Linked DNA regions of Mus musculus: regions 1 and 3 are each linked to region 2. Evidence: chromatin loops called from intact Hi-C (ENCODE). Cell type or tissue: heart. All regions are shown on one strand.

Region 1 (2,500 bases), 97 kb after region 2:
GTAATATTGTGGCCTCCAGAAAACTGTTTTAGAGGTTGGGCAGAGGGCTCAGTGTATAAAGTTTCATATTGTTATCAGGACAACCTGGGTGTAATACAGGCAATTTAAGATTATCCCTGACTAGCTTAAAGATAAACGAGACTCAGACTATGGTTATTTTATTTGGCTTTGACAATTACTGGGGATCACCCCTAATCTACTCTTCTAACTGCAAGCCTAGCTGCCTCCCCAGCAGTGTACCCCAGATACTTGCTATTTTCCCTGGTCATGTGCTCGTAGTCCATCTCCCATCATGGCGACTTCTTCACATCCTTCTTCTTCCTCCTTCTCCCCTTAGTCTCTGTTCTCCAACCACTCCAAATCCATCCACCTCTAATCCCTCCAGCAACTGGCTGAGGCCAATTTGCTCTAACCACTAGGTTTAAATCAAGGAGTAAGGTTTGCACAACGAAAGCTCGTGAACCCGAGAAGTCACTCGTAGGCCTGTAGAGAATTGAGCGTTAGCATATATAGCAATAGACCAAATCTCAACACCTGGGCTCGATTCCCCAAATTCCTGGAAAAAGCTGGGTGTGGTGGTACACATCTGTAATCCCAGCTCCGAGGGCATGGAGACAGAAGGACTGATCATCCTTGATCTCACTAAGAAGTGAACTCCAGGTTCAGTGAGAGACTCTGTCTCAAAGGATAATGAGGTAGAGAACAGAGGAAGACCCCCCACGGCAACCTTTTGTCTCTGCTGGTGTACTTGATGACGTGCACCCCCCCCCCCCGACTTGTAAATAGCCTCATCTAGCATTATAACCCGCACCTGAGCCCACATCCTCAGGCCTTCACTTTCTATGTCAGCCATGACTTGGACTCTGACTTAGAACTTGACATCTGGTTAAAACTACTTTGAACTTTTAAGTGGAAGATATTAGCGCCAGAATCGTGTTTGTTATAGTCGATCTTGAAGTGTTTCCAACATGCTTAATTGTGTGAATTTTCATGCCATGCCACTTCCTCAAAGGCCAACCCAAAAAAAGCTATTCTTGGTGCAACTAATATTTCTCCATTCTCTCCTGTTGCTTTTTCAAGTTCATTTAACAGACATTATTGAACTGAGTTCTACTGACATCTGCTGGACAAAACCTGGGTTTGTGACTTGGTGATTATTAGCTCAGGAACAAAGCTCTGTCAAGAGAAATAGAAAGTAGAGCCAAGCCAAGCATGAGACACTGCATTAGTCTATAATAAGTCCTAGAGCAGTTTCCAAGTCTGTTTTTCTACCTGGCAAAGCCTCAGTTCAGCTTAGTGGCTTAAGCCACATTTTTGTGCCTCCCTTGAGGCTTAGTGGCAGTTGAGACTGACTGGCTCCAAGTCACAGCAGGGTCTCCTCTCCTAAGGGACTGGTTCAGCTGGTGAGCAGATCCTCTGGGAAGTGCTATGTCCACACTGGTCTTCTTGACAGTTGAGCATAGTGCTGCCTGCATCATTTCAAGGACATCTTCATGGAGGAAATTGCAAAGATGCAGTATCTTCCATTTAGAACACCCCCCCCCCTCCCAGCGCACCCATGGACTTACCAGTATAGATGGGGAGTCTAAAATACAATAATGAAGTTAGCTTTTATATTAACTTTACTAACTTTTCATTATTCTTTAGGCTTTTTTTTTTTTTTTTAAATAGAGATTCCTGTCATAGTTTTGCTTTTATTTTTGCTTTTTTCTCCATCACAGTCTTTGTTCTGATGAAACACTCAATCCCAACTTCTGGCTGGCTGGGTCATCTGTGGAATCCCGATTAAAAAAGATAAATAGGGTCTAGAGAGCTTTATCAGTAGGTTAAGAGTGCTTTCTATGCAAGCATGAAGACCTGAGTTCAAGTCCCTAGCATCTACATAAAAACCAAGCACAGCTGTACAGGTCTCTGACCCCAGGATTGGGGATGGAGACAGGCAGATCTTGGGAGCTTGTTGGCCAGCCATCTTAGCCAAGCAAGGTAAGTTGCAGGTTTAGTGAAATGCCCTGTCTCAGGCAGAGAAGAAAACAGAAAGTAGTAGAGAAAAATGCACTATGCCTTCCTCTGGCTTCTACAGATGTGTGCCTGCACACATACATACAAGTTCACCCACCACAGACCCCACCAAAATCAGTAGTTCTATATTTTATGTAAGATCCCTCGACTTTTTAAAAGTTCCTGGATAAAAGAAATCACAACCAAATTGCTAAATGTGTTAAATTACTTTTTTTTCAGACACGGCAAGAATTGATATTGCAGTTTCAAAATGTTCTTTAAAATACATTATAAAATGTTAAATAAAACTAAAGTGACCTTTGCATGCAGTTGACTATATTTGAGATAATGTGATAGAGTTTATGATTTCTTAAAAGTCCTACAATAGAGCGAAGACAGAACCAAACCATGAAAAAGTTGGGTGCACATGCAATCCAAGGCAGCAGGGAAGAGGGAAGGCGTGTTTTCTCTCAATTTCTTCTCTGACCTACAAATTCAGAAG
Region 2 (2,500 bases):
ATGGGATTCCTCCGCATGCAAATAGAGCATTATCAGCATCTTAGCCTCGGCCAATAGAATACATTTAACCCCCAAATCCCACCCCACTCCCTAACGTTCAAATATTCCCTGTCCACATGGAATAAATCATACAAGTCATTTTATCAAGGATGTTCTGAGACTGGCTTTTTTACTGAGCTGTAACACTTGGCAGGAGGCTCTCTTCTCTTGAAGAACTTCTGGACCCACCTGCCTGGCCAGGCTCCAATGTTCACAAAGGCTCACGTCAGAATGCCCTACCATCACCATCACCATCACCATCACCATCACCATCACCATCACCATCACCATCACCATCACCATCACCATCACCATCACCATCACCATCACCATCAGGGCTACCACTCTGGGACCCAGCACCCCCAGGTCACCTAGCCCACGCCAGCTGCCCAAACTTCTTTATTCCTCTTCTAAGAGCCAAAGTTACATTTTAAGTTTTAATTGCCTTGCCTAGAGACAGATACTTGCTGAAATGCTGGCAGCTATTGTTTATAGGAAATAACAAACCACATGTTGTCACTTCCCTAAACAAGTTTGTTTGACCCAACTGCACCAGATGTGCTTGACCACAAGTGAGTGTGTTTGTGTGTGTGTGTCGGGTGGTGGTGGTGGTGGTGGTACTTAGGCAAGAAATATATCAGGATGTATATTTAAATATGTCAGGGTGTGTGTTTGCCCCTGCTTGGATGTAGGTGGGAGGTATACAGGCAGGAAGTTCCTTAGGATATGTGCTTCCCCCAGAATGGACATGTTGGGAAATATTGTGACTTTACAGGGTTGCCTTTGTGAAGACTCTGCACAAGGTGACTCATGGTCATTTTCTGGGAAAGCAGGAATGGATCTGGCCAGAGTCCATCATCCTGCTCACTGTTTAACTAAAGCTTGCTTTAAATTTCACGCAAACATTGTGATAGTGTTCTTCTTCTCACCCAGTGGGATTAACACCAGATACGCTTTTACAAGAGAGATTACGTGTGACAACGAGCTATGTTCTTCAGCCTGTGCGTGTCCATCTGACTACAAAGCTTAAATGGTGCTGTACATTAAGTTCAAAGAACAGCAGGGTTAGGCAAGAGCTAGCAATTGTTTGCCTGCATTAGTTACTTTATGGTGCTGGTCAAAGAACGCCAATTAAAAACACATAGAAAGAATGCAGTGAAAACTGGCTGCCATCTGCTGGTGGAACATTTGAGTGACTCTAGGTCTGTCTTAATGTCCTTAGGGCTCCAGCATTCCTGATAGAAGGATCTACACTTTTGGCTACTGCTGGCACTCAGCCCCACCCAGATTCATCAATATTTGTTACATTAATAAATCAGCTAACAAACCTAAGTGCAGTGGTGTGCTGCTTTAATTCCAGCTCCTGAGGAAGCTGAGGCAAGAGAGCACTGCTTGAGCCAGCCATAAAAACTAAGTGAGAATTCATTTCAAGGAAAACGAAAATCTTAATAAACAACTAAATTAATGGGAATCAATTGCACTGTAAGCAACCCTGTGTGCGCCCCTCCAGAGTACACATTCTGGGGTTCTCGCTGCTGTGGGTTTTTTCACCTACGTCCACAGCCTGATTGACAATGGTAAATGCATTTTATAATAAAACCAGAAGATGGCAATAGAGCAACATAAATTTAAACACCAGCAGCTTTGTGTGGTTTCATGTAGCCTTTGTCCTTCAATACATGGCTAGAAACTGGCTCTCCAACCTTTTGTCTCCCAGTTCCCGTAAAGATCTTATTGTACAAGTGGGCTGAGACACAGACTGTCCTTAAAAGAAAACAGACCTCCCCCCCCCACCCCCCAAACCAGAACAGGCCAATAACAAAATTCCACACAGCGTCAGCTTGCTGTGTGAAGATGAATATAATGAAACCTTTCTCAATTGGGCGAATTTGTGTTTTAAGAATTTTATGAGAATACCAAGAGGAAGTGTGTGGGGGTGGGGGTGGGAATGTCCAGGACACGCCCAAAGCAATCTGTGGTCATATTTTTGCCCCCATTTTCTGATGTGTGAAGTCCCAGTATGGTTAAGCACTGAGGTTTGTGGAAAGCTTCCAGGTCAGTGTTATCTTCCATTAATAGTCTGTGTGTGCACAGGCGAACTCTTTTTCTCTGACATTCAATTTCCTCTTCTGTGAAAAAAAAAGGAGTAATAATAATAATGCCCATTATCTCGTGGTGATGTCAGAAGGATTAGATGAAAGGATACATTTAACTCTCTGACGGTAATAGGAAGCTAAAACAAATTCGGGCTTGCCATCACATTTGCATGAAAGAAGCTTGCTTTGTGCTAGTTTTTAATTGAATACCCATCATTGGATTGTATCCATCCTCCCAACCCCCCCCCGCCCCGCCCCCCCCCCCCCCCCCGCGCCTTTAGTTTCCTGTTAAGTATGTAGTTGAAGCAAAATGAAAGAGGCATAAAAATGTCCACGGGCAGGCTGCAAGTGCATATCTTCAGTGC
Region 3 (2,500 bases), 48 kb before region 2:
CCAGAGGGGCTGCTCTATACGGCAGTGTGATCCTTCCAAGGTCACACCCCAACATCTTTCAACAGCTAGCTTCAAGATACACTCTGAACCCTTTGAGCAGGCATAAAAACTCCTCACAAACAGATGGCAGCTCACCCCTCCTGCCTCTTCTCTCATCCTATTTTGCCTCTGTTTCCTGCCCTTGGGTCAGCTCTACTGAAGCCCTCGTCTCACACATCCCAGTGCCTTCCAGACCCATGTGTATTTGAAAATCACGTTTCCGCCCCTATGGAGGCCCCTTCTAACTCTAACAATGCAAATCCTACGCACCTTGGACTAAGCTCAGGTATCACATCATCTAGAATTCTTGCCAGTCTTCCACACTGAGCTAAGCACTCCTAATGTACCGTCAATTCCAGGCTCAGACAAGCTGCTTTGTTTATTCAACATCGAAACCAGGGCCTGCACAGACCAGGTACAGATGGTACCACTGAGTCTGCGTATCACAGCACTTAGGTAGCTGCTTCCTAAAGTTGATTTGAATGATATCAGTGATTCAAGACAATCTATAAAAGGAAATTTTCTAGGATACAAGATATACTATCTCTAATTCTTAAGAGATTCATAATGCCCACTGGCATATCAAAGAATGAGAAGTTCTCCATAGGAATTACTGATGTCAGAGAAGAAACTGTTACTAAACACTGACAAAGTAAGTTTGAAAATCAGGTTTTCAGGAACCTGACAGTATCTCAATATTATTTGATTTTGTAAAGATAAAAGCATTAGCTTAAAGAAGGTGGAATATTCTTAAAATTTGAACAAGCTTAACATGACATAGTTGTATATCCTTGTACTGCCAGCACTTAGGCAGAGAACCCAGGAGATTTATGAGTTCAAAGCTATCCTGGCCTCTACAGCAAGGCCCTGCTTCAAACAAAGAAACAGGCAAAATAATAACAACCAAACAGGAACACTCATCCACAAATAGTCCTTGTATTAAAAAAGAACATCTCTCCTTAACATCTATCTAGTCAACCGCAGCATTTCCTCTCAGGGATATGTTTATTCTTGAGCCATCTGCACCTATCTGAGGAGCTCTCAGTTAGCTGATTCTCAGGAGACCTGGAGGGTTCTTGAATCCCATCGTCCACACTTCTAGCTCTTAAGACCTCTTGAAAGTTTCTCATATTTGTTTTAAACTTTTTCTTCCCATCTTGTTTTTTCATCTTAGTGTATGCCCATGGTCACTTTGCCTCTATGTATGTCTGTGCATATGCATGCAGTACCCACAGAGGCCACAAGAGGGCATCCGATTTCCCGGATGTAGACTTAACAGGCAGTTATGAGCCCCCATGTAGGTGCTGGCAACGGAACCTAGGTCCTCTAGAAAAGCAGCCAATATTCTTAACTGTTGAGCCATCTCTCCAGCTCCCTCTTAATCTCTTTTTATAAAATGTACTTACTTGTTTATATACATCTGTGTAAGGTACCCTCCTCTATCACTCTTCACCTTGCTCTTTAAGGCAGGATCTCTCCTTAAACCTGAGGCTTGCAATTTTCACCTAGGCTAGTAGCCCCACTGTTCCTCTTGTCTCTGCGTCCTTCAGTGCTGGGGCCAAGGTGTGCACCTTTCTCTATGGGTGAAATAATCCAAGTTCCAGGCCTCCCGCTTACACTGTGAGTGCTCATAGACACCTTCCCCCAATTCCACATCAGCTTAAAGTTCACCATTGTTTGACTCACTTTGGAGCAACAAAACCTTTTCTTTCTTTGTGTCTGTCAGGAGTCATTTGGAAGCTAAAAGCACCTTTGCAGTATTTGCAGAAGGCCAAGCAACATGAAACATAGGGGGGTAGCTACAGATTCTGCCATATAAAATCTATAAATGTCTTACTCTCCTGAGACCTCCTGTGTTAGTTCCCGGATTGATCATATCTGGGACATGTAGTCGTTGAGGTAGTCTGAGACACTGGTACCCACGCCTGCTTTTTTACACACCTTGCTTCCATTGAGAATCCAATCACTCCCAGATCTTTTGGCGTTCGTTCTTACTCCTTGTAAGTCACTATAGTGGGAAACAAAGGTCAATTAATGGATTAAAAAAAATCAAATTATGCAAAAGCTATTACGTAAGGTCACATGTATTAAAAATCCTAATATTAGAAATATTCACAAAGTTACACTAAAAATACATCTAATATATTTTAAATTTCACGGAAGCCCAACTGTATTTAAGAACTCCAAACTAGACCATGATGATATTTCAAGGCTTGCTACCTTCCTACAATTATGAAACACCATGTACTTAAATGCCTTTACTCAGGCTGGTTCAACACTCTCTCTTCATCAGAAATGTGGGTATTTTAAAAACAGAGGCTGAAGGGACGGCTCATTAGTGATGAACCCTTGTTGGTCTTGCAGAGGATGAAGGTTCAACTCCCCAGAGCACATATGGTGGCTCACAGCCATCCGTAAGCCCAGTCCCAGTGCCCTCTCCTCGCCTCCATGGACACCTCCG

What was found. Hi-C counts contacts between places; a loop is a spot of excess contacts. Peaks named below come from ENCODE experiments on the same cell type or tissue, not always from the same donor. Only the 100,000 strongest peaks of a DNase experiment are listed, where the experiment ranks them.
Region 1: a loop joins it to region 2, with 9 times the contacts of the local background. A loop is called at or near these places in 25 of 42 quality-filtered maps.
Region 3: a loop joins it to region 2, with 2.3 times the contacts of the local background. A loop is called at or near these places in 6 of 42 quality-filtered maps.

Annotation. Positions count from the first base shown.
Region 1 is chr1:66,991,800-66,994,299 of GRCm38, forward strand. No RefSeq gene overlaps it. Among named protein-coding and RNA genes, the nearest start is that of Lancl1, 46 kb to the right of the region's middle. In heart, a CTCF peak has its summit at 1,130 (motif pointing left); no DNase peak of the experiment used is centred here.
Region 2 is chr1:66,894,672-66,897,171 of GRCm38, forward strand. No RefSeq gene overlaps it. Among named protein-coding and RNA genes, the nearest start is that of Gm25832, 29 kb to the left of the region's middle. In heart, CTCF peaks have their summits at 1,219 (motif pointing left) and 1,596 (motif pointing right); no DNase peak of the experiment used is centred here; H3K4me3 peaks cover 292 bases; H3K27ac peaks cover 467 bases.
Region 3 is chr1:66,846,420-66,848,919 of GRCm38, forward strand. It overlaps Acadl (acyl-Coenzyme A dehydrogenase, long-chain), which reads right to left. Exons shown (of 11, transcript NM_007381.4): 5 at 1,981-2,047. Among named protein-coding and RNA genes, the nearest start is that of Gm27934, 9.0 kb to the right of the region's middle. In heart, a CTCF peak has its summit at 1,262 (motif pointing right); no DNase peak of the experiment used is centred here.